2 separate regions of the Homo sapiens genome follow, and region 2 is linked to region 1. Evidence: read pairs that join two places in POLR2A ChIA-PET (ENCODE). Cell type or tissue: GM12878. All regions are shown on one strand. Links, peaks and the distances in the headings refer to the core of each region. The heading gives the core; the rest is flanking DNA. Region 1 has its middle 40 kb from the start of PTPRG. Region 2 overlaps PTPRG (protein tyrosine phosphatase receptor type G).

What was found. Peaks named below come from ENCODE experiments on the same cell type or tissue, not always from the same donor. Only the 100,000 strongest peaks of a DNase experiment are listed, where the experiment ranks them.
Region 2: POLR2A ChIA-PET joins it to region 1 with 5 read pairs; 1 of 35 experiments calls an interaction of 5 or more read pairs at or near these places.

What each region holds. Positions count from the first base shown.
Region 1 is chr3:61,514,120-61,528,024 of GRCh38, reverse strand. No RefSeq gene overlaps it. Among named protein-coding and RNA genes, the nearest start is that of PTPRG, 40 kb to the left of the region's middle. RefSeq lists an enhancer at 5,488-5,567. In GM12878, for the core only: no CTCF peak of the experiment used is centred there; DNase peaks (open chromatin) are centred at 6,564 and 9,207.
Region 2 is chr3:61,573,580-61,590,611 of GRCh38, reverse strand. All of the region lies in intron 1 of PTPRG (protein tyrosine phosphatase receptor type G), which reads right to left. Among named protein-coding and RNA genes, the nearest start is that of PTPRG, 21 kb to the right of the region's middle. In GM12878, for the core only: no CTCF peak of the experiment used is centred there; a DNase peak (open chromatin) is centred at 9,122.

The sequences.
Region 1 (13,905 bases), core at 2,843-10,842:
GATATCCATATTTTTAACGCAATTCCTCAGGTGAGTCCTAAGACATGTCCATTGAGAGTATTGCCAGAGGACATTGCTGTCCCTTACTAATGAAAAAGTTATTTTTCCTCGTAAAAACATCCAGGTGTTTTCTTCTGAGACAAACTGGCTTGGATGGAATGGGGCAGCTAGGGGACTGACTTTTTTATCAGACTGTGACCCTTTCTTGTTATGACTTCCTGCCGGGGTCCATTTCCTGAGTGTAGGCATTTAATGATAGAAGAGCATATGATTATAACAAGTGTTTTTTGAGCATTCATTGGAGGTTTCTCAGAGAAGGTGCTCAAGAGGTGCTCTTCTGGTTCAGATTTGGCCAGCCAGCCTTGGTCTATGGATTCTCCTAGATTCCAGAATTAAGCCACATTCTGTAAAGTTGGGGCTGGCCAGTGGAGTCCTGTCCACCCACTGTGCTTGCTGTCACGTCCGCTATCTCAGCTCGCTGCTTGAGATTAATAATGGCCTGTTGGTAAACCACATGCCAGAACTTGTCCGGAATTTTTCTCATGTTCTTTGATGTTAGATGACCTTGGTGAAACTATTCATGGAGCCAGACGTCTTCTGCACCACGTCCCAGGTTTGTTTGGCAGGTGGCAGCTCTGGGCACCTTTCCCACCGACGCTCCTTCTCCGACTCAGCCTCAGTGACTCCACATTGCCCACTGGGCATTCCAAAGAACACACTTACCTTTCCCAAACCTATGTGGGGGGGTGACAGAGAGATCACTTGGGCGTGGATGGACAGATCTGGATTCCAGGAACACTTCTGTGATCTTGCGTGTTTGGCGCAGATGTTTCTAGGCCTCTGCGTCCTCATCTGTGAAAGACAGAGAGTCATGCCTCCCTCACAGGTACTTAAGATTGAATAAGATAAGGTGTACAAAGCACCTGGAAGACTGTCCAGTAGGTAGCAGACAATAACATTTTAGTTGTTCTTACTATTACCAATTTTATCAATTTCGACACACCTATCTTTTCATGTGTTAGTCTCTTCCAAAATGAGGGTGCATCTTACAAATGGTGGCATGGCACAGTTTAATTGGCAGCATTTTTTCTTAGGAGTACATTGAAAAGTGGCATGTTTTGCAAATGACGTTGTCTTAGATTGGGTGAGAAATGGCAGCAGTAGTAATTTTCATAATAGAACTTAGATTTGTGTCCTGTGGGTTCATGTGTATTTTCTGACGGAACCATTTAGCTCTGAGTAGGTAATTTTTTCATTTTCTGGAATGCTGACTTACCAAGGAACTTGGTGTCTTTTTGACTTACCTGATCAATCTACAGAATGACTTGGAATTCCAAATTCTGGGTGGCTTTTTCGAGACAATGCGATCCACATACTGGAGTGCTTCTGTTCCTCTCCAAAGGAAGCAGACTGCTCTCTCTGGCTGCAGGGACCTTTCTTCTGGCTCAGGACTGAAGTATGACACCTGATCCCTTGTTGTTCCCTCCAGCAAGAGGCATAAAATCAGTGAATAAAACAGGAGTGGTTACGGACCCCTGTGGCAGAAGGAGGAAATAGGTAATTGGTTGTGGCATAGACTAATCATCATGCACTGCCCGCTGTTGTGCTCACCTGGAAAACCAATGTGCCCCTGAGGCCTATGAGCTGCTCATGTCAATCCTGCCGAGAGCCTGCTTGTAGCTGAGTTACACATCTTGACATTCTTGATCCTGGAGTTAGTAAGAGTCTACCTTTATTAAATACCTACTTATCTCATCTACATCTACAGGCTCGCATCAAGCATCTACATTGTCTCACTTATTTGTTCAAAAGGAGTTCATCTCGTTCTGATTTGGACAGCCAGCCTTGTCTCCCTACAGCCATGTAAGGCAGGTGGCTGTAATATGTAATGAGCATTATATAGAGCAGTCATAAAGACTTGGGTTCAAATCCCAGCTTCCATCTTTACTAGCTGTGTAACTTTGGGTAAATTACTTCAACTCTCTAGGTCTCAGATTGCTATCTTTAAAACAGAGGTAGGCTGGGCTTGTTGGCTCACACCTGTAATCTCAGTGCTTTGGAAGGGTGAGGTGGGAGGATCTCTTGAGCACAGGACTTTGAGACCAGCCTGACAACATAGTGAGACCCCATCTCTACAAAAAATTAAAAAAATTAGCCAGGTGTATTGGCACAGCCTGTAGTCCCAGGTACTCAAGAGGGAGAGGCAGAAGGATTGCTAGAGCCCAGGAGTTTGAGGCTGCAGTGAGCTGTGATAGTACCACTGTACTTCAGCCTGGGTAACAGAGCAAGAACCTGTCTCTGAAACAAAACAAACAAAAAAAACAGATGTAAAAGATAATACTTGTCTCTGAGACTTGATATACGGGTTGAACATCGTTATCCCTGTGGGCTACTAGGCACAGTCTGGGTGCATTGTCAGCACTCAATAGCGGTTTCCCAAAAGTGATTACTGCTTTTTCCACCCCTCATGCTGCTTGGCACACAGTAGGTACTCAATAAAAATCTCTTTAAAGAGAGATGGAGAACTAAGAACTAACCTCAGTAGCTGATCAATAAGAAGTATCTTCTCTAAGCTTAACCCTGTCCTGGGAACCACAGGAGTCCAGATGAACAATAATAACAAGTTGTACTTATGTAGATTTTACAGTTTACAAAGCAGTTTAGTATTTTTCACTTAAAACTCCCAACGAATATGAGACAGAAAGGGTATTCTTCTTAGTATCTCATGATGTAGCTGAGGCCCAGAGAGGTTAGACAGCAGTAGGGCCCTGTATGTGCCTCTGACAAATGGAGGAGAATGAGGACAGAGCAGAGGTCAAGGGGTTTAGCAATAAAGAGACCCTTGGTGACCTTCCAGAACACATGTTTGTTAGAGTGCTGGGGACAGATGCCAGAACTCAGGGAAATGAGGAAGGTGTGGGCGGGGAGGAAATAAGAATCAACCTCTTGGCAGCAAAGCAAAGTATAGAAATGGGACTGGAGCAGAACCAAATGATGGCTTTTTCGAAATCAGGGTGACCTGTGCATGGTTGTCCACCAGAAATGACGTTTTGGCTGATTCGTGACAACCCAAACTTAGAAAGGGATAAATCATGGCAGCTGAAGGATCACTCTGAATAATGATTCTCTGCTTTGCAAAAGAATTCTCAATAGAATCCAAGTGGCCAAAAAACAGGAAAATATACCCAGCCTCCACGAAAAATCAGTATCAGTTAAAATAAGAATGAGATACATTTTCCTTTTTTGTTTTTTTGAGACAGGGTCTCGCTCTGCCACCCAGGCTGGAGTGCAGCAGTGTAATTACGGCCCACTGCAGCCTTGACGCCCTGGGCTCAAGCCGTCCTCCCACCTCAGCCTCCCAAGTGGCTAGGACCACAGGTGTGAACCACCACACCTGACTAGTATTTTTAAAATTTTTATAGAAACAGGAGTCTCCCTGTGTTGCCCAGGCTGGTCTCAAAATCCTGGCCTTAAGCGATCCTCCCACCTTGGCCTCCCAAAGTACTGGGATTGCAGGCATGAGCCACCATGCTCAGCTGAGATACCATTTTCATTGATAAGACTGACCAAGATGAAGCATATGATAATATAGAGAGGGGATGAGGAAGTGGGAATGTAGGGAATGTCACACACTGTTGTTGGGATTGGAAGTTGGTATACTTTTTTGGAGAATATGCTTTGAGAATGCCTGCCAAATTTGACATGCACATACTCTTACCCAGCAATTTTACTCCTGGGAAATTATTCTATAGGTATTCTATATATTATCCTATATATATATTTACATATATATTTATTTATATATATTACATATTATTTATATATTCTATATACATATAATAACATATATATTATTATATATTATTTAATTATATATATCTACAATATATAAAATATAAAAATATATAAATATAAATAAATATATAAATATAAAAAAATATATAAATATATATTATATATAAATATATATAAAATATAAAAAGATATATTTCTAAGGATATATTTACCAGGATGGGGTGTGTGTGTGTGTGTGTGTGTGTGTGTGTGTGTGACAGAGAGAGAGAGAGAGAGAGAAACAGAGAGAGAAGAAATCACCTAAATTTCTGTAAGAAGAGGAATAGTTACATAGACCATAGATATTACATATCATGGTACATCCATTCTGCCATTGCAAGAATGAGGGGGCTCTGTATTTCCTAACGGGTGGTGTCTATAATGCTTTGATAGAGAAAAAAATAACAAACAGGTTTTATAAAATCATCAAGGAATATGCAGTGAAAATGGCTGGGAAACAAGTAAGGGTTAAGTTTATTATGTGGGAGGAGTTGGAAGGAGAAGAAGTGACTATTACATCTCATTACTTTTTTCTCTATTGTGTGTGAATTTTTTTTTTAACCCCGAGCATGTATTACTTTTAAAATAAAGCGCTGATTTGAAAAAGGCCCCTGAAGAACCCTTTAAATCTCTAAGGCTCTTCATATACTTAAAAAAAAAATTCCATTTATAAAAATTTGATTTATTCACTCTTTTTTCTGGAACACATCTACTGCATTAAGGTACACCAATATGGTTAAATGACCCATCACCAATGGGTTTCTATAAGGACTTTCTTCTCCACTGGCCATTTCCTCTGTTACGGAGACTAACAAATTGCCAGGGAGTTAAAGAGTCTTACAACCTGTCATTAGAAACCTTTCAACAGTCTCAATGCAGTCAGGCTCATTTGATACGAGTTTTATGATTACAAAAGATTGTTTGAAGACTCTGCCCCATTCTGGATTAGCAGATGAAATCTCCCAGATCTGGTTGATCAGTATAAATAATCCCAGAGGTATTTTTTTTTTTAAAAGATGACTCCTTTATCACCAATCCCTCTTTTTGACTTGGTAAGTCAAGGTCAGAATCTTTTTTTTCTCTTTTAAGTTCTCAAGACGATTCTAATATAGAGCCAGGTAAGGGAACTCCTGTCTTGCACTGATTGAAATTTCTTTCTTTTATTTCTTAGAAATTACTATGCAATGGTGCAAGTCATTCTCTCTAGAAAAAGAGTTCCTATTTATTGGCTCAGCAACAGAAATATGTTTACAGTTGCCAGAAGTCCATGGACATGCAGAGGGAATGCGCTAGTGAGGACAGTGTTTCTTAAGGTTCTCCCATAGTGTTTCAGCCATAGAGAAAGCCTTCTAAAAGCTCACAGCTATGACATCGGCTGCACTATGATTGCAGGAGGCAGGGCTGATGAGTGTTTTAAAAAGCAGTACTTCCCAGTGATCTAATGACCTTCAGAGCTTGTCAAGGCAGTTTAGGGGGAAGTAAGCATTCTTGCTAAAATAATTTCCCCTAATATCTACCTTTGTCAGAGCCTTGCTTATGATTCACTTAATAGAGATGGACATCAGTCTTGGAGAATACTCAGTTTTGTCTTCTATGTGGATACCTTCCCCCTCCTCCACAGTGTGTCATTAACACATTATCCAGCAGTTGGACCAAACTAGGCTTGGCAACAAGAGAACTGCCTTTTACTGTATTTTTTTTTTTGTTTTTGGACTCCTGGTAGAGACTTAATCTGCTTTTCTTTGGTTCACACTAATTTAAGACGAAACTTGCGCTTTCATACTGAAAGAAAGCATATTTGCTGGCCCTGCCTGTCTCTCCACATTAATCTCCCACTGTCCCCACTGTTTTTGTCCCCTTAGCTCTGACCCTTCTGAACTGCTTACAGTTCCCTGAATGCTCCAAGCTGCCTCTACCCCGTGCCTTTGTTCTTTCTGGTCTTTCTAGTTTGACTAACACCTACCGTTCAACTCTGCAGTCAGCCCACAGGGCAGGCCTTTTCCAGCTGTGGCACCAAGTTAGGTCTCCTCCTCCAACTTCATCTTAGTAATTATCATTTTACTCTGTAAAAATTCCATTTATTTACTTTTTTTGCATAGAATATTTCTGGACAGAAATATTAGAAATAACAACTGTTTGTGTGGTTGTCTAGAAAATGTGGGAGACGTTTCATTGTATGTGTACTTTTTGTTTCTTTTGAACTTTTGTACTTCATATACTTATTCCAATAAATACAATTCAAATATAAAAACAATAACAAATCTCAGCTGTAGAAGCAATTCTATTCTTCACTATTCTCAGATTAACATATTTTAGGCAGATTTCCATATATACTTTAAAAAAATCTTTACTTTTAATTTCACAATATGTAAATTTTCTCTATTATAAATGCCAATGCAAATTAGTCTTTCTGCTACCAGACTTTTCTGACATAATACTCATGTAATTTCCATTCTGGTCTTAAATGTGTTTTAAATTGAGTATATTAAAAAATGTTTTTCTGGAGTGTATTACAAATCTGAAGAGAGACAACTATTTACAAAATGTGAACTTGGGGTGTTTTTAAATTAGTAACATTGAGTTTTGTTGAAAGAGGTAACTGTCTCACTTTTCCTGGAACTAAAAGGGGAGGCTAGACTTTCAGTGCTAAAACTGGGGAAGTCCCATGCAAACAGGAATACAGTTGTCACCCCAGGCATTCAACCAATCAGAACAAGGGGCCTGACCAGTCAGAATGAACCCTGGCCCAAAGAGAAGAGATGTTTGATGTAAAACCCCACACTGGGTACTGGTGCATAGCAATTAATTACAAGTCCTGGTTTCACAGCTCTTTCTTCATCTTTCAAGAGTTGATTGCTCATCAACTCTGTGACATTTTAAAAAGAAATACCTTAAATTCTATGTTAAACTTCATTATAAAATACGTGGCATAAAGAAGGAATTTCCCTGACATTTGATGCTGTTATGTTCTTAACTGAAGCTTGAAGATTTATCACCTTTAATGGTGCATGCAAAGTAAATCTTATTTTTAACTTTAGACTCCTATAAAAAAAAATACCATTCCGACAGTTTTTTTTTTTTTTTTCCTGAAATAGTCCAAGGTTTACTAAGAACCACTGAATACTACTGGGGCAGTATGGCAGAGATAAATAATTAAAAAGTAAATTAGCAGGTGAAACTAATGAGTTTGTGAGTGGGAGGAGCAGAAAGGCCCATAAAAAGTATTCAAGCTGAGAAGAAAGTGAAGATGATTAATTTCAGTTAGAAGTTGATATAGAAAATTTATTGCATTTTCAGCCTAATACTGAAATGCATGCTGAATATGGCTGTTCTAGACTTCATTAACCAGTAATCCATGTACATAAGAGTGACACTAAGCAAATAAATGTGGCAGACCAAAATAAATAAGTTTTCCGAAATGAATGTCTTTTAACAGTGGTTGGCTAATTAGTTAAAATAACAGAAGTCCAAAAAGCAGGTCTATGAAGAAGTTTTCTTCTTTGACAATTTCTTCTCTGTTAACAACTTGATTTCCTTATATCAGGAACCTACCAAGAAAGGGAGCAATTTTATATATTCTATGGTTCTTTTCAAAAAGATGAAACCTATAGACTGGAGACTTTGTCTACACGTGGGTTAGTCAGATCCCATGGAACATTTTTAAACTGTTTACTCTGGCCATTTCTGCTGGTTTTGGGGGACGCAGAATAGGAATTCTTTACCTGGAAACCTTTCTGGAGGCACAAAATCATTTGAAATTATCTGCGACATTTTGCGTTTATGTATCTATGTGTGTTTTCCTGCAGAAGATATCTTCAGCTTTCTTTAAACTCTAAAAGGGTTCTGTTACCCCCAAAATATTTAGTAAAAATTGAAGTGCTGGCCGGGCACGGTGGCTCATGCCTGTAATCCCAGCACTTTGGGAGGCTGAGGTGGGCGGATCACAAGGTCAGGAGATAGAGACCATTCTGGCTAACACGGTGAAACCCTGTCTCTACGAAAAATACAAGAAAATTAGCCGGGTGTGGTGGCACAGGCCTGTAATTATAGCTACTTGGGAAGCTGAAGCAGGAGAATTGCTTCAACCTGCGAGGCAGAGGTTGCAGTGAACTGAGATCGTGCCACTACACTACAGCCTGGGCGACAGAGCAACTTGGTCTCAAAAAAGAAAGAAAAAAATTGAAGTGCTACACAAAAGTGCTCCAGGGTCTGCATGCTCTTGTGAGTTCTCCATCTCTCTCTCTCGCTTTTTTTTTTTTTTTTTTTTTTTTTTGGGACAGAGTCTTACTCTGTCGCCCAGGCTGGGGTGCAGTGGCATGATCTCAGCTCACTGCAATCTCTACCTCCTGGGTTCAAGTGATTCTCCTGCCTCAGCCTCCTGAGTAGCTGGGATTAAGGGTGGGCACCGCCACATCTGGTCAATTTTTGTATTTTTAGTAGAGATGGGGTTTCACCATGCTGGCCAGGCTGGTCTTGAACTCCTGACCTCAGGTAATCCGCCCTCCTTGGCCTCCCAAAGTGCTGGGATTACAGGCGTGAGCCACCGCACCTGGCCTCTCTCTTGTTTCTTTACACTGTTCTTCCCCAATATTTTGGTGAAATAGTTTTGTAGAATTTTCTGTTTGGTTTTGCTTGTAAAAGGCTGAGAATCCAGCTCTGCAGGCAGAGTGAATGATACTTATTTCTTACTCATTGTTGCATACAAAAATACATGCTTGATATGGTTTGGCTCTGTGTCCCCACCCAAATCTCACTTGTAGCTCTCATAATTCCCACATGTGGGAGGGACCTGGTAGGAGATAACTGAATCATGGGGGTGGGTCTTTCCCATGCTTTTCTCATGTGGTGAATAACTCTCACGAGATCTGATGGTTTTAAAAAATGGGAGTTTCCCTGTGCAAGCTCTCTCTCTTTGCCTGCCGCCATCCACATAGGATGTGACTTGCTCCTCATTGGCTTCCAGCATGATTGTGAGGCTTCCCCAGCCACATGGAACTGTAAGTCCATTAAACCCCTTTTCATGTATAAATTACCCAATCTCAGGTATGTCTTTATCAGCAGTGTGAGAACAGACTAATACAATGCTATGGATAAGTAGATAGATCCACACACAGAAGGCTTGTTGATTGCCAGGAAAAGGTGGGAAAATTTGCATACATTCCCAGAAATCTTCAGGGAATAAAGAAATCTAGATCCCAATACATTCCCTTTCTAGTTTAAGTACATTTCTAATGGACTGAGATAGCCCTGAATAAGACCAACTGACTTTTAAAAAAAAAAAACAAAAGGGAGCTCACTTCAATGGTGAAAGTAACCCTCAGTAAGAGTGAAATCTGAACTGGTAATTTGGACTCTATATGATGTCAGAAAAAAATACCTAAAACTTGGAAATAGGGAAGAGGTTACTGGCTGTTCTTTCAGTACAGTGCTGGGTTAACTTTCTTTTGTCAGGGCTATTTCGCAACTCATAGGGGCAAAGGTAAACTTGTAGATTTTTTTGTCTGAAAGGGTTTAGCCAGATGAAATTAGTTTCTATCAGGTGGAACACATAACTCCAAGGGTTACAAATTATGGCCTCATTGGACATTAACCAGTTCTTTTTAAAAATGGGGTAAAATTAATATAACATAAATTAATCATTAACCATTTTATTTGAAAATTTAATTTATTAATTAATTTAGAGACAGAGTCTTGCTCTGTCCCCCAGGCTGGGGTGCAGTGGTGCAATCATTACTGCAGCCCTGACCTCCCAATCCTCTCACCTTAGCCTCCTGAGTAGCTGGGACCACAGGTGCTCACTACCATGCCTGGCTAATTAAAAAAAAATTTTTTTTTGGCTGGGCGCAGTGGCTGACATCTGTAATGGCAGCACTTTGGGAGGCCGAGGTGGGCGGATCACGAGGTTAGGAGATCAAGACCATCCTGGCTAACATGGTGAAACCCCGTCTCTACTAAAAATACAAAAAAATTAGCCAGCCATGGTGGCGGGCACCTGTAGTCCCAGCTACTCAGGAGGCTGACGCAGGAGAATGGTGTGAACCTGGGAGGTGGAGCTTGCAGTGAGCTGAGATCTCACCGCTGCATTCCAGCCTGGGCGACAGAGCGAGACCCTGTCTGAAAAAAAAATTTTTTTTTTTTTGTGGATTCAGGGGCTTCCTATGTTGCCAGGCGGGTCTCGAACTCCTGGGCCTAAGCAATCCTCCCACCTCTGCCTCTCAAAGTGCTAGGATTATAGGTGTGAGCCACTGTGTCTGGCCTCATGGACTATTTTAAAGTATACAATTTAGTGGCATTTCATATTTTCGTGATGTTGTTTGACCACCACCTGTATCTAGTTCTGAAACATTTACATCATTTTTGCCATGTGTTTGACCACCACCTGTATCTAGTTCTGAAACATTTTCATCATTTTTGCGATGTGTTTGACCACCACCTGTATCTAGTTCTAAAATATCTTCATCACTCTAAAAGGAAATCCTGAAATCCTATACCCATTAAGCAGTCACTCCCTATCCCACCATCCACTTGGACCTTGGAAACCACTAATCTGATTTCTGTCTCTATGGATTTGCTTATTCTAGATGGTTTATATAAATAGAATCATATAATATGTGACCTTTTGTATCTGGCTTCTTTCATCTAGCATAATGTTTTTAAGGCTCCTTTGTGTTGGCTGTAGTATGTATCAGTACTTTATTCATTTTTAGGGCTGAATAATATTCCACTCTATGTGTATACTACATTGTGTTGATGCATTCATCTGTTGATGGACATTTAGGTTATTTCTACCTTTTGGCTATTGTGAACAGTGATACTATGAGCATTCAAGTATATGTTTGAATGCCTGTTTTCAATTCTTTTGGGTATTTACCTAGGAGTGGAATTGCTGGTCCTGTAGTCAATGCTTAATTTTTTGAGGACGCACCAAACCGTTTTCCATAGCAACTATACCATTGTACATTCTAACCAGCAATGTATGTATGGAGATTTCAATTTCTTTACGTCTTTGCCAATACTTACTCTTTCACCTCCTTTTTTTTTGGTTATGACCAACTTTGTCGGTGTGCAGTATTATCTCACTGTGGTTGTAATTTGCTTTTCTCTAATGACTAATGACATTGAGCATCTTTTTATGTGCTTCTTGGCCATTTGTATGTCTTTGTTGGAGAAATGTTTAAGTCCTTTGTCATTTTAAAATTGGGTTGTTTGTCTTTTTGTTGTTGAATTGTAGGAATTCTTTGTATATTCTGGATATTAAACCATTATCGGATCTATGATCCACAAATATTTTCCCCCATTCTGTTGGTTGTCTTCTCACACTTGATTAAGTCAAATTTATCTGTTTTTTAATTTTGTTGCTTTTGCTTTTGGTGTTATATCTAAGAAACCACTGTCAAATCCAAGTCATGAAGATGTACTCCTATGATTTCTTCTAAGTTTTATAGTTTTATAGTTTTAGTTTTTACATTTAGGTCTTTGATCCATTTTGAGGTGTTTGTATATGGTATGTGATAAGAAGGGTTCAACTTCATTTTGCATGTGGATAATCAATTGTCCCAGCACCATTTGTTGAAAAGACTGTTCTTGCCTCATTAAATGGTCTTGGCATACTTGTAAAAAATCAATTGACTATGGATGAATGGGTTTATTTCTGGACTTTCTATTCAATTCTCTTGATATATATGTCTATACTTATGCCAGTCCCGTACTGTTCTGATTACTGTAGTTTTATAGTAAGATTTTGAATCAGCAAGTTTGAGTCCTGCAACTTTGTTCTGCTTTTTAAAGATGATTTTGCCTATTCGGAGCCCCTTGTAATTCCATATCAATCACAATTCAGGGTCCACTGCAATCCCATTGACCTTTTTCATTTCTTCAAAAACTACCATTGGGATTTTGATAGGAATTGCAGTGAATCTGTGGCTTGCTTTGGAGAGTGACATTAACTAGTTTTGTATCAAAACAACCACCTTAAGCTAATATTGCATATATATATGTGTGTATATATATATATATATTTTTAGAAGGAGTCTCACTCTGTCGCCCAGGCTGGAGTGCAGTGGTACAATCTCGGCTCACTGCAAGCTCCACCTCCCAGGTTCACGCCATTCTCCTGCCTCAGCCTCCCAAGTAGCTGGGACTATAGGCACCCGCTACCATGCCCGGCTAATTTTTTGTATTTTTAGTAGAGACGGGGTTTCACTGTGTTAGCCAGGATGGTCTCGATCTCCTGACCTCATTATCTGCCCGCCTGGGCCTCCTAAAGTGCTGGGATTACAGGCATGAGCCACTGTGCCCGACCCATTGCTTGTAAATATTTAGCTCCTGAAACGCTCTTTGAGGGTGGTTTTGCCATATTACTGGCTCACTTATTGATGAACTGAATAAATTTGGCATATATGTTTTATATTTGCATAAGAGTCATGATTTTACTTTTTGAAAGTGATATTTTAATAATGAAGTTACACATTATTTAGGAAAGTTGTTCTCAACCACATTAGAATCACTAGGAGAGCTTTAAACCATACTATTGCTTAGGTCACAACTCCAGAAATTCTGCTATAATTGATCAGGGGCATAATGTGGGCTTTGGGTTTTCTTCTTAAAGCTCCCCAGGTGATTCTAATTGCACCTAGAGGTGAGAATTACTGTCTTAGAGGAAGTTCTAATGCAGCTGCTTCTGATCCAGTCTCATGGGTGCTATGGGATCCTCACTGGGAAAAGTGGCTTTGAGTAGGTGTCACTGAAGAGTTGTAATGTTGGGAGCCCAGTCTGATGTTGGCTGTGAGTACTCCTAGGTGAAAGGAACACTAGGAAAAGGGAATATTTTTCTTGTATATCTTGCCAACCCTGTGGCTCCTTTCTGTTTAAGAAAACCGAAACTGAGTCCTTGTCATCAAAAGGGTGTCTTTTGTCACAATCTTTTGTCTTCAAGACATTGGTAAGAAAAACAGCAACTTAAAGCTCAAGTCTAGCAGGGGGAAAATACATTATGAAACAAACAAACCGAAAGTAATGAAGGAATGGATAGAGTAAAAGTAGATGCCTTGGAAGAAGAGGTTAGTAACTGTATTAGTCTGTTCTCACACTACTATGAAGAAATACGTGGGACTGGGTAATTTATAAAGAAAAGAGGTTTAATTGGCTCACAGTTCTGTAGGCTGTACAGGAAGCATAGCAGCCTCTGCTTCTGGGGAGGCCTCAGGAAACTTACAATCATGACTGAAGGCAAAGAAGGGAAGCAGGCATGTCACATGACTGGAGCAGGAGCAAGAGGGTGTGGAGGGGGAGGTGTTACACACTTTTAAACACGCAAATCTCATGAGACCCTTTATCACAAAACAGCACCAAGGGGATAGTGTTAAATCATCCATGAAGGATCCACCATGATCCAATCACCCCTACCAGGCCCCACCTCCAACACTGGGGATTACAATTGAACAAGAGATTTGGGTGGGGATAGATCCAAACCTTGTCAGTAACCTTGGCAAGTTCATGGAGATAGCTTAACTACAGTGATGCCTTCTCTACTTTTGCAGAAAGAAGAAAGAAATACAGGGGATTAGACTTGGAATAACTTGGTGACACAGGGAAAGTCACTCAGTCATATTGGAATCATTTGTCCACTTGTGTTCTCCCTCTTTCCCTGCATTGTCCCTCTACAAATCTGTTCTTCAGATTAATTCCTTTCTTCTGGCTCTCCCCTTACATTCTAATGGAAGCTTATTTCTAAGAAGTTTTGTGTAGAAGCTGGGCACACAGTCTTTGAAGCCAAGCTGCCTGGGATTATAGCCCAGCTCTGCTACCTACCAGATGTGAGATGCTGGGTAAATTACTTTATGCCTTACTGTTCTCATCTGTAAAATGGGAGGGATTGATAGTGTCTTCTTTATAGAATTATTGTGAATTAGTTCATGAAAACACTTAAACTAGTAAATGGCAAAGAATGAGAGCTGAGTAAATGTTAGCTATTCCATAATTATATTATTGTTATTATTGCCCAGGAGTTACAGCCCTCAGCTGGAGTATTACTATTATTTTTTTTTTCTTTTTAAGACAGAGTCTCGCTCT
Region 2 (17,032 bases), core at 4,185-12,184, 61 kb before region 1:
GGACAAGAGGGAAGTAGTCAACAGATGTAAGCCTTAGTTGAAATGTTCTAAGAAAAAAACGTATTTATGTATTATACTTTTTTTTTTTGAGATGGAGTCTTGCTCTGTTGCCCAGGCTGGAGTGCAGTGGCACGATCTTGGCTCACCACAATCTCCACCTCCCAGGTTCAAGCGATTCTCCTGCCTCAGCCTCCCAAGTAGCTGTGGTTACAGGTGCGTGCCACTACGCCAGCTAATTTTTATATATTTTTTAATAGAGACGGGGTTTGGCCATGTTGGCCAGGGTCGTCTTGAACTCCTGACCTCAAGTGATCCGCCCACCTCAGCCTCCCAAAGTGCTGGGATTACAGGCGTGAGCCACCGCACCCAGCCTATTTTTTTTTTTTTTTTGATTAAAGAAAAAAATAAATGCCAACAATGCCTACTCCAGGAGTAGATGCTGCCATGCTCCTGGCCCATCCATCTCATTCTGAAATAGAAGATGATGCCATCCTGAGAAGGATTGTGCCCAATGGTACACGGACACAAGCTCTAGGCATTTCCAAAGAGCTGTGTCATCCTGAGTCACCACTTACCACGTGTCTCGGAAAGCATCAGTCTGAAACCCTCTGGCTCCTAGCATCATCTCTGGCCTAACTCCTCAACTTCTCACCACAGATTCCCTAAACTGTGGGTCTCTTGCTCTAGCCAAATGTGAGTGGCTGTTTTCTATAAATCTAGTCTAGTAACTGACCCTGACTACACATCCATATTCGACTTTCATTTTCCATGCTGAGTTTAGGCATCATCTATCCATCCATCCAGCTGTCCACTATCCACCTATCCATCCACCCATCTACCCATCCACTCATCCATCCACCCGACAACTCTTCACTAAGCAGCTGCCACGTGTCCCCATGTGCTAAGCATACAGCAACGGACAAGGCCATCCTGACACGCAGACCAGTCTAGTGGCCTGAGCTACGCATACTGACACCCCCACCCCACCCCATCAACCACCTGAATTCTGAAAGTTCAGAATGACTTTGAGTCACCAACAACCAAAATGGAAAAGAACTGCTTTCAAATCCTAGCCCTGCCACTGGCCAGTTGTGTAACTGGGGGAAATTTTTCTGTGAGCCTCAAAGTTTTCTCACTTCTATGGCAGAGACAGTATCTTAGAAGCAGATATCTGAGAAGACCCTTGTATCTCATGGGTTTGGGGCAAAGATTAAATTAATATATGCAAAGTGCTAAGTTCAGGACCTGGAACATATCATTCAACAAGTGATAGTTTCCTTAATGAGATGGTATTAGAGTAAGAGTTGGCAGCCTTTTTCTGTAACAGGCCATATAATAAATATTTTAGGCATGCAGGCTACACAGCATTCTTCCATTGTGGTGCTGTTCATAAAAAAACAGATACGGCTATTTCAATAAAATATGGGCATGGGTATTTCAAGAAAACTTTACTTATGGACCTGAAATTTGAAAGTCATATAATTATGTCCGTCTCAAAATAATATTATTTTTAATTATTTTCAACAATTAAAAATGTAGCAAAATATTCTTAGCTTGCTAGCTGTACAGAATAGGCAGTGGGCCAGACTGGGTGGTCCCAGGCTATGATTTGCTGACCCCTGTTTTACAGGAAATCCTATAAGCTATGGAGAGATCAATAAATCCCAACTTAGCATGCTATGAATTCTTCCTCCCTGTAGAGAGGTGACTACAACTGCTGTTTGTTGCAGAAGTCTCCAGCACTGTGCTACTTGAAGAAAACAACAGAGCATCTATGCATACATATACACGGATGCATATATGAGTATGTGTGTGTATATATTTTTTTCATATATATGAATGTTAATGAATATTTATCCCTCCTAGGGCCGGGCGCGGCGGCTCATTCCTGTAATCCCAGCACTTTGGGAGGTCAAGGCAGGCGGACTATCTGCGCTCAGGAGTCTGAGACCAGCCTGGACAACATGGTGAAACCTTGTCTCTACTACAATACAAAAAATTAGCAGGGAGTGGTGGTGCAGGCCTGTAGTCCCAGCTGCTCCAGAGGCTGAGGCATGAGAATTGCCTGAACTCAGGAGGTGGAGGTTGCAGTGAGCCAACATCACATCACTGCTCCAGAGGCTGAGGCATGAGAATTGCCTGAACTCAAGAGGTGGAGGTTGCAGTGAGCCAACATCACTCCGGCCTGGGCAACAGGGCAAGACTCTGTCTCAAGATAAAAAAAAAAAAATTATCCTTAAATTTTGTATTTCTGGAATGTTTTATGATAGATATAACATCAGTATAAGAGTACAACTGTAATTTAGGAAAGTATGTATAATAGGGGTATATGTTCAAAACTTTCTCCCTGCAGTAAGAGTACCAGATCAAAAAGAGTTGAAACGAGCTCTCCATGCCTCCTTTCAGAAACAGGACGCATAACTGTAATAAAAAGCAAATAATAACCTGAATCTAACCACAGGAAGCATCACACAAATCCAAAGTGAGGGAGAGTCTACAAAATTAAGTGGTCTGTACTCTTGAAGGGGCAGGGTCATGAAAGAGAAAGTTCCTAATTTAAGAAGACTTTTTAAAGCGACAAGACAACCCAATGTAACACGGTGATCATGGATTTGGATCCTGGACCAGAAAAAAAGTTTAAAAAAAAAAAATGGGACAGCTGCAGTGGCTCATGCCTGGAATTCCAACACTTTGTGAGGCCAAGATGGAAGGATCACTTAAGCCCAGGAGTCTGAGACCAGCCTGGGCAACACAGTAAGGCCACCTCTACAAATATAAATTTTAAAAACTAGCTGGACATGGTGGTGTGCACCTGTAGTCCTGGCTACTCAAGAGGCTGAGGTGGGAGGATTGCTTGAGCCCAGGTGGTTGAGGCTGCAGTGAGCTATGATTGTGCCACTGGACTCCAGCCTGGATGACAAAGTAAGACCCTGTCTTAAAAAAAATAATAAAATAAAATAAGATAAAATGAAAAACTTTATTGTTTCCTATTAAATAAAAGACATTAGTGGGATAATTAACTAAATTTGAATAAGGTCTGTAATTACATAACAGAATGTATCTGAGTTGGTTTTCTGATGTTGATGACTGTATTATACTTAAGCAAGAGAAAGTCCCTGTTTTGAGGAAACACATCTTCAAGTCTTTAAAGGTAAAGAAACATCACGGCTGCAACTTAAACTGCTCAGAAAAAAAAAAGTGTGTGTTTGAGAGAAAATGAGTCTGACAGAAAGAGTGTATGTGCATAGAGAGAAAAAACAAATGTGATCAACTTAACATTTGGAGAACCTGAGAAGGGGACACAGAAATCCTTTGTACAATTTTGTAAGTTTTCTAGAAATCTGAAATTATTTCAAAATTTAACAATTTAAGGACAAATTATAAGTGATAGCTACAAGTTCCCTGTTAAAAGCCCTTTATACACAGCATGCCTGTTTGCTTTCTACATTTCTATTTTACACAATAATGTAGGGAGATATTTGCCATCAGTGCTACAAATAAACTAACATCAAGACTGTGTATACTGTCACCATAGGCCCTTAATTTCTGCTGTGAGTAACATAAAAAGGAGTCAGAACACTACCCCCATCCCCCGTAACAGTGGCCCCTGCAATGGGCCATCACAGACTCCCCTGTTCTTGGCATCCACCAGGTGAGTCACACCTGCTCTGTGTCCTACATGTGGGCAGAGAGCTGGAAGCAGACACATATATCTGGGCACAGAAATACCTGGGTAACACGAGGTCTACAAATGATAAGGAATAAACAGGGAGAGAACACGGTAGCCCAGTCTGTCTGATGATGCTCTAGCATTTCCAAATCAATGTTAGTCAAAGAAGCCAAGTAGATTGTTTCTGGGAGGCAGCCCCGAAACAAATGGGACATCCAGACCGAAGGGATGTGTCAATGCCCTCCTGGTCCCACTGCCTTTCCCATCCCTATGTTTCCAGTTTGCAAATTCTCACAACCCTATTGGTCTCATCACTATGACCAGTTCCTTCCCAGGAAGTCAGGCTCTCAAAAGTAGCAACTTTTCAGTAATGTTGGCCCTGCAGACAAGATAACTTTAGAAACTGGTGGTGCAAACGAACAGAAGGAACAGTCAAGCTTTAGTTTCCTATCAGTGACCTGTGGAGATCCAAGGCAATGAGATCTAAAACCACCTTCAATTCCCCTGCACTGGGAAGGTGCTCACTGGTTGCCATATCATCTTCATACACGAGAGTCCAATCCCAAACTTTTACATGAAAATGACCTGCTAATTGGGTCCCCAGTGCCTCCATCATAAATAGATACTACAACTGGCAGTGTAATTAGCAAGCTTCCGCTGCCAAGACAACCACCTTTTTTTTTTTTATTTCCCACTGAAGAACTTGTCCTTCCTGACCTTAAGTTTCAACTCCTAGATATTTGGGGATGGAAAAGGTCTACTCAATCAGAGGAATCTATCACCCAATGAAAGCAATTAAAGTAGCAATTAAATCAAAATCCATACTAGCAAAACAAGGCAAAAAATAAAAAAGAAAAAGCAGAAAACAAAATGCATTAATAATTTCCTTTGTCTCAACCGTCCAGAGGCTTCACTAAAAATTCATGTTATAATCCAATAGCCCAATCAGTGTCTTTTCATATTCCACTGTGATTACCAACTAGACGGTTCCCCAAGGTAGGCAGCAGCACCTGGCACACAGTAGGTCCCCAACAAATGAAACAGGTTTGAGAGAAAAGAAGGTTTCTTCAAGAATTTTGTGCCACTGACCAAAACAGAACTTGGATCTTCATCATTCATCTCCTAAGAATCAAACTGCATGCTGAATAAAAGATGTTTTAATATTTGCAATATTGTCCTAATATTGTTTTCTTTTGAGACACGGTCTGGCTCTGTTGCCCAGGCTGGAGTGTGGTGGCACCATCTCAGCTCCCTGCAACCTTTGCCTCCTGGGCTGAAGCCATCCTCCCACCTCAGCCTCCCAAGTAGCTGGGACTATAGGCACACGGAACCACACCTGGCTAATTTTTGTACTTTTTTTGTAGAGACAGGGTTTTGCCATGTTGCCCAGGCTGGTGTCCAACACCTGAGCTCAAGCAATCCGCCCTCCTCAGCCTCCCAAAGTGCTGGGATTTAGGTGGGAGCCACCACACCAGCCTCTAATATTGTTTTTTAGAATGAATCAACAACCCACCCAATGGCTATAGTACCAAATGGCAAGTCATAAGACTGCGTGTTGAGGTTACAGATGATTTACAGAAGATTGCCATTTTCCTCCACGTACCTATATGAATTATTCCCCTATTTTCTTTTCTTCCTTTTTCTTTTTTTTTTTTTTTTTTGAGACAGGGTCTCCCTCTGTTGCCCAGGCTGGAGTGCAGTGGCGCAATCTTGGCTCACTGCTACCTCTGCCTCCCAGGTTCAAGTGATCCTCCTGCCTCAGCCTCCCAAGTAGCTGGGACTACAGGTGCCAGACATCAGACCAGGCTAATTTTTGTATTTTTAATACAGATGGGGTTTTGCCATGTTGGCCAGGCTGGTCTGGAACTCCTGAGCTCAAGCAATCTGCCCACCTCAGCCTCCCAAAGTGCTGGGATTACAGGCGTGAACCACCACACCCAGCTGAATTCCCCTATTTTCTGTAACGAACATTTGCTATACTTCAATAATTAGTGAAAAATTTATGAAGAAACGTGGAGATTAGAATGACATCCCATTCAAACACAGAGCAGTCTTCAAACTCCAACATGTACCAAGTCACCTGGCGATCTTGCTGAAACACAAATTCTGATTCCATTGGTCTGGGGCAGGCAGAGATGCTGCATTTTTAATAAGATTCCGTGTGAGGGCTGGACAAACTCAATGGAGCTGTGATTACTAAGGACCTACAAAACACAAAAATGATTCAGATGCCAACAATCCCAGTTTTAAAGAGATGATGATGGTAACAAGGCCTTAGATCAAAGCGGGATAACATAAGCAAACTCGTACAATGAAAAATTAATGCATTTTGGGCACCAGACAGAAAAAGTAGAAAAAAAAAAAAAAACCTAAACTTTACTTGAAAGTACAGTGCTCTGCTGGAAGCGCTCATCTTCATAGTTATAAACAAATGAAATTGCTTCGTATTGATTTTAAGTTGTAACACTTGCTGTCCAATAATGCCAGAAAAGGAAATGGAGCGAGGGACAAGATACGATAAGAGAGAGGAACTCTGGAGGTAATCAGACACTGCTGACCTCCACTCTAAGGAGTAGTTAAAACATGACAGAAAGGATTAGGTGTGGACAAAATACATGCCCAGACACACAGCTCAGCATTCATCTCATCCTCCAGGGCCTCTTACCATTATAGACTCTTTTTATTATTATTTTTAATTCAGGCTCTAAATGTTGTACAATTAAGTTTTACTCATTTCCTTACAGATCCTTAGGATTCTAATTTACAAATAAAATCAAGAGAAGCAGTTAAGGCTAAGTGTTATCAGCATGTCTCCTCCAGAGAGGCTGTCCCTAGCACCAAAATAAAAGTCCTCAGATTCCCGAAGATAAAAAGCTCAAAATGAATGAACTCGAAAAACCAAACAAAGAAATGAAACCACTATTAAAGGATTATTTTTGGCAGGCAGGGGAGAAGGTTCCTGTCCTTCTCAACACATCTAGTTATCTATCCTTCTGTGTACTTCCAGCTGATATTGGTGCCCTTTGATTGAAAATGACCCAAATCAACCCTTGGTTAACGTAGGCATTAAAAGAATGTATTGAGAGAACCTTGGACATCTCAGAGACACCAACCAAGAACCAAACAATCCAGCTTTGAAAGGGCAAGGATCAGAGTGGCTCTGAGCTTCAGGGAGCAGGAATTGAGAAAGATGAGGATGTCTTCATGTCACGTGGCTCAAGATGCCAATTCTAGGGAGAAAAGGTGTATCGAGCCCAGCCTGAGTTTTTTACCACCCTCAAAAAGGTGTGGACAGAGCTCCTTAATCAGCAGATGATCCCATCAAGAACACAGAGAGGAGAGGAGATCAATACCCAAAGAGTAGCAAAGGTCCTATTAGCAAAGAATGTTAAAAGAGATGCTAGGCAGGCAAAAATAATAGCAGTACAATAAAAACAACAATAATCATGTGTTTGCTAGGGACCAGTGCTTTACTTACATCCGCATCCAATTCTTCCATCAGCTCTATGAGACAGGGATCATCATCCCATCTTATAGATGTACTGGGGCCTGAGGACACAAAGCTAGTCCATGACCAGCAAGCACAGAGACACTATAGTTTACAAGACCACTGTAAGGAAGCCACTGAGCCCTTCCCTGTGCTCAGTCTCCATGGACAATGCCTCAGCCTTGCGTTCAGGGGCCAGTCAATGCATCCAGCATTGGCTCCCATGCGTATCAACATTGGCTCCCAAGCCTCTCAAATCTCTGCAGGGCCCATCTGCCAGCTAGCAGTCACTAATGGCTTTATACCATGAGGAAGCACCTAAGATACAAGGCAGATATGGGTCCAAGTCCCAGACATGCATGATTCATCTCTAGGAATAAGCCCATTTGCCTCATGGTCAACCACCGTATGCTCATTATTGCCTCTGTTCACTTTGTGTTCACTTCATTGTGTACATAAAATACCAGCCAGGATACCCGTAGGAAGGTATCTTATCTCATTATTCTATCGCTCCTGAACACTTGGGATCTGAATCAGTATTTCAGCATGTTATTAGCTTCAGTCTTACACTGCAACACATTGCTTTAGGGACTTTTTGCACACATTTTTTGAACCCCCAAAACCCGAAGCAAAGTGCTAACACATGGCGTTTCCACTAACAGTTGACTTGAATCCATTATCTTCCTTGCAATAATGTACAAGAGGAAACTCCCTAATAGTTAAAAATCATAACGTCCCACTGGACATCTCAGGCATTCATTTCTGTATCTACAGCCTGGAAACAGGAAGGTCCAGAAGTCAACAGCTGGACCCAAGAGTGAGCCTGGTCATCCTTCCCTTCACAGCATCCCAACAAACACAGAATACATGGTTAAAGTTAACATGAATTCCACTCTTATCAAACATAGGCAAAGGCTTCTGGGTTCCTATCAGGCTACGTCCTGGCTGCACTCGCCACTTCGGATAAATTGTTCTATCTCATGCTGTCCCCATTCCCCCCTAGAGAAACAGCATCAATCTCAGAGTTGTGCCAGGACGAAAAAGAATGTACTGGACAGCTTTCCACTTTGGCTACATGTGGTTGCTACTCTTGTGATTTTTATCATTTAGATATAATGACATGTATGAATATATGATATACTCAGCATTCCCAGCACCAAAAAATTAATAAATAAAACAAAATAAGGGCCAGGTGCAGTGGCTCACACCCTGTAATCCCAGCACTTTGAGAGGCCAAGGCGAGTGGATCACTTGAGACCAGGAGTTTGAGACCGGCCTGGGCAACATGGCAAAACCCTGTCTCTACAAAAAATACAGAAATCAGCCGGGCATGGTGGTACACGTCTGTAGTACCAGTTATGCGGGAGGCTGAGATGGGAGGATGGCTTGAGCCCAGTAGGGGGAGGTTGCAATGAGGGGAGATCACGCCACTGCACTCCAGCCTGGGTGTTAGAGCAAGACTCTGTCTCAAAAAAATAAAAATAAAAATAAAACAAAACAAAATAAAATAAGAGTACAGTACATGCCAAGATAAAGAAGGACCTATATGCCAGGTACAGGCTCATACCTGTAATCCCAGCATTTTGGGAGGCTGAGGTGAGCAGATCACTTAAGGTCAGGAGTTCGAGACCAGCCTGGCCAACGTGGTGGAATCCTGTCTCTACTAAAAATATAAAAATTAGCTGGGCGTGGTGGCGCGTGCCTCTAATTCCAGCTACTTGGGAGACTGAGGCATGAGAATCACTTGAACCTGGGAAGCAGAGGTTGCAGGGAGCCGAGATTGTGCCACTGCGCTCCAGCCTGGGGGACAGAGCGAGACTGTCTCATAAAAAAAAAAAAAAAAAAGAAAAAAAGAAGCAACCATGGGTTCTCTCATTAACTCTGCCCTGCTCCCCCTCTCACATTCTCGTGGCCACACGCTCTAAAACTGAGAAGCACAAACCTAACACCACAGAAGACAAAAAGCCCCAGAGCTACGCACAGCCTGCACTCAGAAATGAATCAAATGCAGAGTCAGGGAACTAAGGTGGGGAAAAGGATGCCATGAAACCTTGCTACTAAAACCAGGGCTTCTGTTGTGTGTGGAGAAAGACCGCTGATTTGACCTTCCTTCTTACCCCAGAGCTTTTACACTTGAGTCTGATTAGCTAGTGTCTGGAACTAATTAACAGGTGTGGCATGAAAGAAAGACAAAAACAAACCCTGGCAACTTTCTCTGGGGGAATTAACGACTAGATTTACAACGCCTCCTCCAGGCTAGAACTAACTGAGAGCACAGTGAGATGGGATTCATTATTCAAGGAGTATCCACCTCCAGAGAAGTTTAAAATTCATCCCTGGCTACATGGCTGCTTCCTTGGCTATAGATGGGTACAAAAAAATACCATTGAGAAAAACATCAGAATGGACCAAGCCCAGGCTTTGAAAAGTCAGAAAGCAAGAAGGCATGTCTGCTATGCTCTAGGACTAACATGCCAATGAGGGAAACACAAATATTTTCTCTCCATCAAGACATTACTTCCCTGTAACTACTCCAAAACCTCCAGAAACCAGTACAAATCACACAGTACCTTGCTAACATGCCCTCTGCAGACCAAGGGTATAATTATATCCTGTTACCCAAGGTAACTTAAGAAGATCTACTGAAGGGTTTCTGCAGCCAAAAGAAAATAATAATCGTTAAGTCCTTTTATTTTATTCTTAGCCACAGGAATAAAACACACTTACCCAGTTAGGTTTTTTTCCCTTACTTTTATTAACATATGTAACACTTACTAAGTTTAAAATACATTATAGTATTTTATCAACCATAAATCAGATGGCCGGGCGCATTGGCTCACGCCTATAATCCCAGCACTTTAGGAGGCTGAGGCGGGCACATCACAAGGTCAAGAGATGGACACCATCCTGGCCCACATGGTGAAACGCCGTCTCTACTAAAAATACAAAAATTAGCTGAGGCAGGAGAATCTCTTGAACCTGGGAGGCAGAGGTTGCAGTGAGCTGAGATCACGCCACTACATTCCAGCCTGGAGACAGAGCAAGACTCCGTCTCAAAAAAAAAAAAAAAAAATCAGAATAGAGTTGACCCTTGAACGACTCAAGGGTTAAGGGTATTGACTCCTGCACGGTCGAAAATCTGAGTATAACTGTTGTTTGTTTTTTAATTTTGTTTGTTTGAGATAGGGTCTCGCCATGTTGCCCAGACTGGCTGCAAACTCCTGGGCTCCGACAATCCTCCTGCCTCAGCCTCCAGAGTAGCTGGGATTACAGGTTCCACCGTGCCTGGCTCAGAGTACAACTCTGGACTCCCCAGGAGCTTTACTAATAGCCTACTGTTGACCACAAGCCTTACTAATAACATAAACCATCAGTTAACACATTAACAGACTAGTATCTACATGCATCTTATGCATTTATGACATATTTTTTATTTTTTTCAATATTTCTCAGCTACATGGTTGATGTGTGATTTTTTAAAAATTGTCACAAATCTCCAAAAAATCTTCTAAGACATTTATTGAAGAAAAAATCCATGTATAAGTGGACCCACACAGTTCAAACCCATGTTGTTCGAGGGTCAGCTGTGTATACAAAGACTTCACCCTACTCCATGTATCCCTACAGTGGCCAAGTGCCAGAAAATGAAGATATCAGTCTAAGTTAGCCTTCTGTCCTCGCTCACCTGGCCTTTCTCCTTTTCAGAACTCAGCTCTTAAAGTACCCAAAATTCAATCCAATAAGTGCAATTCACAAGCTGCGCGTAGATGGTATCCATGTATGAACAGAAACACCACACTGTTAGAAAGAAGAGCACTGGCTTTGGAGTCAGAAGCCTGGCTTTCGCCGCTTTCCAAGTTACGTGATACAGGGCAAATTTCTTAACTTAGCAAAACCTCAACTTTTACACCTGGAAAATGCAAGGATGAATTACAGATAAAGTGTGTCCAGCCCCTAAGATGAAGTTATTTTATTTTACCAGCTCATGCTCACAGTAGGTGCTCAAAAAATGGTTTGTGTTAGCCACATTGTAAAAAACACGTGTCGGAATAGCAGCAGAATTTCAGGATGCCCTCCCTCACCCCTGGTGAAGGAGATGTTCTTCCCTTGGGGCTTTCAGTGGAAAATACTACACAAGAGTAAAACTCCCAGACCCCATGAAGGGACACGGGGAGAGGGAGCTGTCGCTAGAGGCAGATGCAGGTGATCACAGCACTCCCTAGAAAGGGTTTGCCTTGATAACGTAGCAAGAGATAACTTGGCCAAAGTTCCGTGTGAACAGAAAGGTCTGAAGGACTAGTCTCTTTCAGAGTCACTCTGAAGTCTGGCTCTGCTGGAGGGTATTAGCTAGTCCTCAGGGAACTCTTTTTGTTCCCACTCCCATGTGGACACTCACAGGCTGCTCTCAGAAGCCCTCCCCTGAGTTTCCAAGGCTCGAGATGGGGCCTGAGGATCCTCCAGCGCCCCTTCAACACACTAACTGCAAGACTTTAACATCCTTGTTTATCCCTCGTAAAAGAACTTACCACTGAAACCCAGATTCTTATCACCTGCACCAAACAAAGGGCATGTGTCCACCCTGCCAAACATTCCCTGGGAAGGAAGTATTTCCATCGGGGGAACCTCAAAAACAATTAAACAGGGATGGGGTTTTCCCAGCTGTGCCTTTGCATCCCTCCCTAGCCATTAGCCACCACTGCCCATTTCCTTGGCCTGTGGATGCACATGGACTCAATGGGATCCAAGCTAGAAGCCCTTCTGGGCAGACCTAACTGTTTTCTCAGATGGGTATGTCCTGTCTGCCTCTCACATTCTCCACATTTTAATTTCCAAATTAAGTAGCAGGCTGGAGAGTAGAGAATATTCACCTTACTTGGAAAAGCCACCCATTTTAGCATTCTGTTGGAGAAAGGAACCAAACATCCCAAGAGGGGATTTTGGATGTCTCTACACTACTCAGATGCAGAGACCACCACCCAATCCAACTGGTCAAATAAATCCACAGCTGTATTAAAGCCTGGACCACTGGTAATACCCTGGAGTCCACAGCTTGGATCCTAAATGAGCTTGGCTATTCATGAAATACATGAAATTATAAAGCTCTTTCATCAGGCACCAGGGGCTGATTGCTGCAATGGATTATATCAGTCTGTCAAGAAGCTTCCGCAGGCCGTGTGCAATCTCTGAAAATCTCCAAGTTCCCTTCTACCTTTCAAATTGCTGAGCAGGAGCTCAAGCGAGATGTTGTTCCTGGATTTTCTAGGTAGCAGGGACCAGTCTGCAACCCACACAGGTCCCACGATGTAGCACCAACAGGAACTAGGAGAGGGAGAAATCAATGCCAGGAACTCTGCTAAATGTCTACTCATGAGCTGGTAAAATAATAACAACGGCTTTTATTTTCAAGTGCTCCCTAGATGCCAAGGCCTGTGCCAAATGCCTTACATGGTTTACCTCATTTACTCCTCCAACAACCTCACAGAGCAGGGACTGTTAAACCCATTTCACAGATGGGTAAACAGGCACACAAAGCTAAATGACCCTAACCTGCTATCCTAACATACCCGGAATATCCCAGAGGCAGTATCTTCTAGGAGACAACCTTCTCCATCAATTACAAGAGTTTCTCTTAGCCCTACATTTTGAAGGGGTAGGGAAGAGAAAACAGGTAATCAATGTCACACAGGGGATTACAGCTGTGAAATGCTCTTCTGGAAGGTGAGAAAAGGTTGGAAAGAGCTCTCTAGACCAGTGCCGTCCGATAAAAATACAATGCGAGCTACAAATGCGAGCCACATGTGTAATTTAAAATTTTATGGTAGTCACATGAAACAGTAAAAGGAAACAAGTGACAGTAATTTCAATGGCATTTTCTACTTAATATATCTAAAATATCATTTTAATAGGCAGTCAATGAAAAGTTTTAATGAGATATTTCACATTCTTTTTTCATTTGTCTTTGAAATCTGGTGTATATTTTACACTTGAAGCACATCTCAATTTAGACATGCCATACTTGAAGTGTTTACTAGCCACAGGTGGCTGGTGGCTACCATATTGAACAGAGAGCTCTATAGACATTTCACATTCATTAAGCAAAGGCTCAACATCAAAAGGAATCTTGAGGTGGAAAAACTCATATACAGGAAACAAATACGGGATTACCTGATGTCATCCGAGTACTTGGTATGTTACCAAGCACCTAAAATTTATCTGATGTCAGCTTTGCAAATGAATTCCTTTCACCTTTCATGCCTACTCTTCAATTTCCTTATCAAAAATAACACTGATCAGAGGACCACTCAAATTTTGAGAAACAAGCTACCCTAAAGGTAACAATCAACTTATTCAGAACAAACATAAGATACTCTGTCAGGTATAAACAACAGAGGGAAAAGATCCAATAAGTCAATCACAGTTTTAAAAACTGCTGTCACCAAGCCCATTCTTAACACTTACTTAAATAGCTAAGAATTCAGAAAGGTGTCACTTCGGAATATAAACACTCCTACAAGCGCCATAATCTGATGCAAAACCCCTGGGCTTTGAAGGAAAAATAAGCAAGTGAATTTAGATCCCTATACCTCCATTAGTGGATCTTACCAATTAAAATATGATGTAACCACCATCAAGAGACTGGATTTTTTTTTCTGAATAAACAAATGTGAGTCAAATATAAGTTCAAATCAATTTTATGGACAAGCAAACCTTAAAAATTGCCCATGTAGCAGCACACCTATTTCCAAGAATACAGTAGCCACTTGGATACACCTCTCTTTCTCATGCTATTTTCGAAGGTTGGTTAATCTGCCTTATTATAGGCACAGAGATGGCACAAAAGTCCTCTCCCAGACCAACTATTGAAAATGATTCTAAGACCTCGTTCAGGCTTCAGTAGCAAAAAGCTCTGTGATCAATTAGCAACATCTACCACAGCTATGGGAATGGGGACCATTGGCTCAAATGCCAACCTCCAATTCCTCTGTAGAAAAACTGCAAAATAACACACAGGGACAGGAAGAAGACATATGCTGTTCACTTTCACTGAATGTCCCTGTTTATATGCACCTAGGGGGTGTGACTGGCCCCATATTAACACAAAGATATACAGCAAGGCATGTGTACCCTACTCGTGCTGATAATTTCAGCAATGAGAATATGAAGAGTAGCTATGAACCTTTTTCTTCAAGGTGGGAGATATAGGACAAATTAAATCCTAAAAGCCATCTTTGCTAAACCTCTGTCAAAAAAACAAACAAACAAACAAAAAACCTCTTCCTGGTAGCCCTGTGAGCCTTAATTCATCACACTCCTGCTCTGCACAGAAGAAAGCATGACAACAGCCAAAAGCCAGTTCAGATTCTGGTTCTGCCACTTTATTCGCTGTGGGATCTCTGCTGTCACAGCTCCAGCTCTCTCCCATGTCTTCACAACAGTGGCATAGCATTCGTTGAGAGCGTGTTTAGGCACACTTTTGTTTCATGAATCTTAAACACTGGCTATTAAAAACAGGTACCATTTATAAAATTTTGTGTGCCAGCCGGGCACAGTGGCTCATGTCTATAATATCAGCTCCAGCACTTTGGAAGGCCGATGAAGGCACATCACCTGAGTTCAGGAGTTCGAGACCAGCCTGGCCAACATGGTGCCAACATGGTGAAACCTCATCTCTATGTAAAATATAAAAATTAGCCGGGCGTGGTGGCATGCGCCTGTAATTCCAGCTACTCAGGAGGCTGAGGCAGGGAGAACTGCTTGAACCCGGGAGGCAGAGGTTTCAGCGAGCCGAAAGTGCGCCACTGAACAGTCTGGGTGACAAAGCGAGACTCCATCTCAAAAAAAAAAAAAAAAAAAAAGTTCTGTGTGCCTAATGCTTTTCTGGTGCTTTGCACACACATCTCATTTAATATTCACAAGGACTCAAGAAGGTTGAAATTCTCATTATCCCCATTTTAAAGGTAAGAAAACCAATAAAGTTAAGTAACTGGCCAAAGTTAGCAAAGGACAAAGCTAGGATTCACTCTGGTACCTGCAAAAAAATGCATTTTTTTTTAAATACACATTTGCCACTGGCCTCTTTCATCAGAATCCACTTGTCTTCAAGTCTCATTCCCTCAACCCCATTTAAAGGTTCCAAGGCATATAAGATTTATTTTCACAAAATCCTTTGTTTATGTGGTCAGAGTGCTTACATTTCCCCTAGACTCCCCAGAAATCAATTTTACCTCCACTTCGCATCATAAGGAGCAGCAGAAATTTCAAGAACCAGCAACTCCCTCATTTCAGTTAAGAAACTTCACTAGCAACTGACGTGTTCTTCTAAAAACCACATCCTAAAATATGTTCAGAAAGAACTCTAACGCTAAAGTTATGCGCTGCTATGGTTTCGGTCTGTCCTCACCAAATCTTGTTGAAATTTGATCCTCAACATGGTGGTGCTGGGAAGTGGAGCCTAGTGGAAGTTGTCTGAGTCATGAGGGTGGGTCCCTCACGAATGGCTTGGTGCCATTCTCGAGGCAGTGACTGAGTTCTCATTCTGGCAAGCCCGAGTCACTTCTCGTGGGAATGGATTAGTTCCCTTGAGCGGGGTTGTTACGAAGCCAGGGCATCACTTGGGTTTTGCCTCTCTTTGCACATGTCCACTTCCCCTTCCACCTTCTCCACCATGTTATGATGCAGCACAAAAGCCCTCACCAGACACCAGGGCCGTGCCCTCGAACTTCCCAGCCTGTAAAACTGTAAGCTAAATAAACCTCTTTTCTTTATAAACTACCCAGTCTCAGATAATGTTACAGCAACATAAAATGGACTAAGACCTCTAGCATGCAAACCTCTATCACATGAAATAATTTCAGCAGCTTCTGCCCAAATTGACTGACTGGGAAAATGAGAAGCTAGTGCCTAAAACTGTCAAGAGATTTTCTGCACCCTCCACTCGTAACCTTTACACACATGTAAATAAGAGAAAATGACTAGTTTTAGAAGAGAAAACAACTGGTGGGAAGAGGGATAAAACAGGGCAGGCATTGACTAGCAATGTGTTCTAGAAAACTTAGCTTCTGCCTGTGCACATTAGAATCACCATGATGCACCAGCCAACATCTGTCTCATCAAGGGCAGTAGATCTGGTGACCAACTAGTACTTGTCAACCAAGCAAAAATGATCAGCTCAGGCAAGCCCTTCTCCTAGTCCAACCTGCACAAAGCCATTACTGGGCAATGGCATTCATTTTTGCGCTCTACTGTCAGCTGAGGCAAGCTCTGCTGCTCTCTGCATACCTCATTCACTGTTTCTGGAACAAAGCACTAATAAGAGGGCTACCTTCTCCTGAATCACCTAAGAGCCAAGGCCACTTTTGATACAATGACCACCAGATTCACAGAATTTAGCTTAAATTATTCCACAAGAGAGGAAAAAAAAAAAAGGTTTACTACCATTGCAACCATCAAAACATAACCCTGCTGTCCTATAGACATTTGTCCTCTAATTAGAATGGAATCCCGTTCTCAGCAACAGATACCTTAGCAGCCAACAGAAGGTACGAATTTAGCTTCTCTTTTTAAAGATAAACTTCAACCACCATGACAATATATATACTCAGAATTCTCTTAAGGAAGATATTAACCTTGGATAGTGTATCTCTTAAGACACAATATACAAACATGAGATATCTTGAAACTACATACAGTGACATCAATGTCTTCTAAAACATCCTATAATCATTTGAAGAGCATTATCTACTCATTCTGTCAGCCCTCATACATGACTACCACTACTGACACACCAAAGACACAGCACAAGGAGGAATGTGGTCCTGCCCTCAAAGAACATAGCCTAATTTGGCTCTGAATCACATGTGGGGAATTCATGTAAA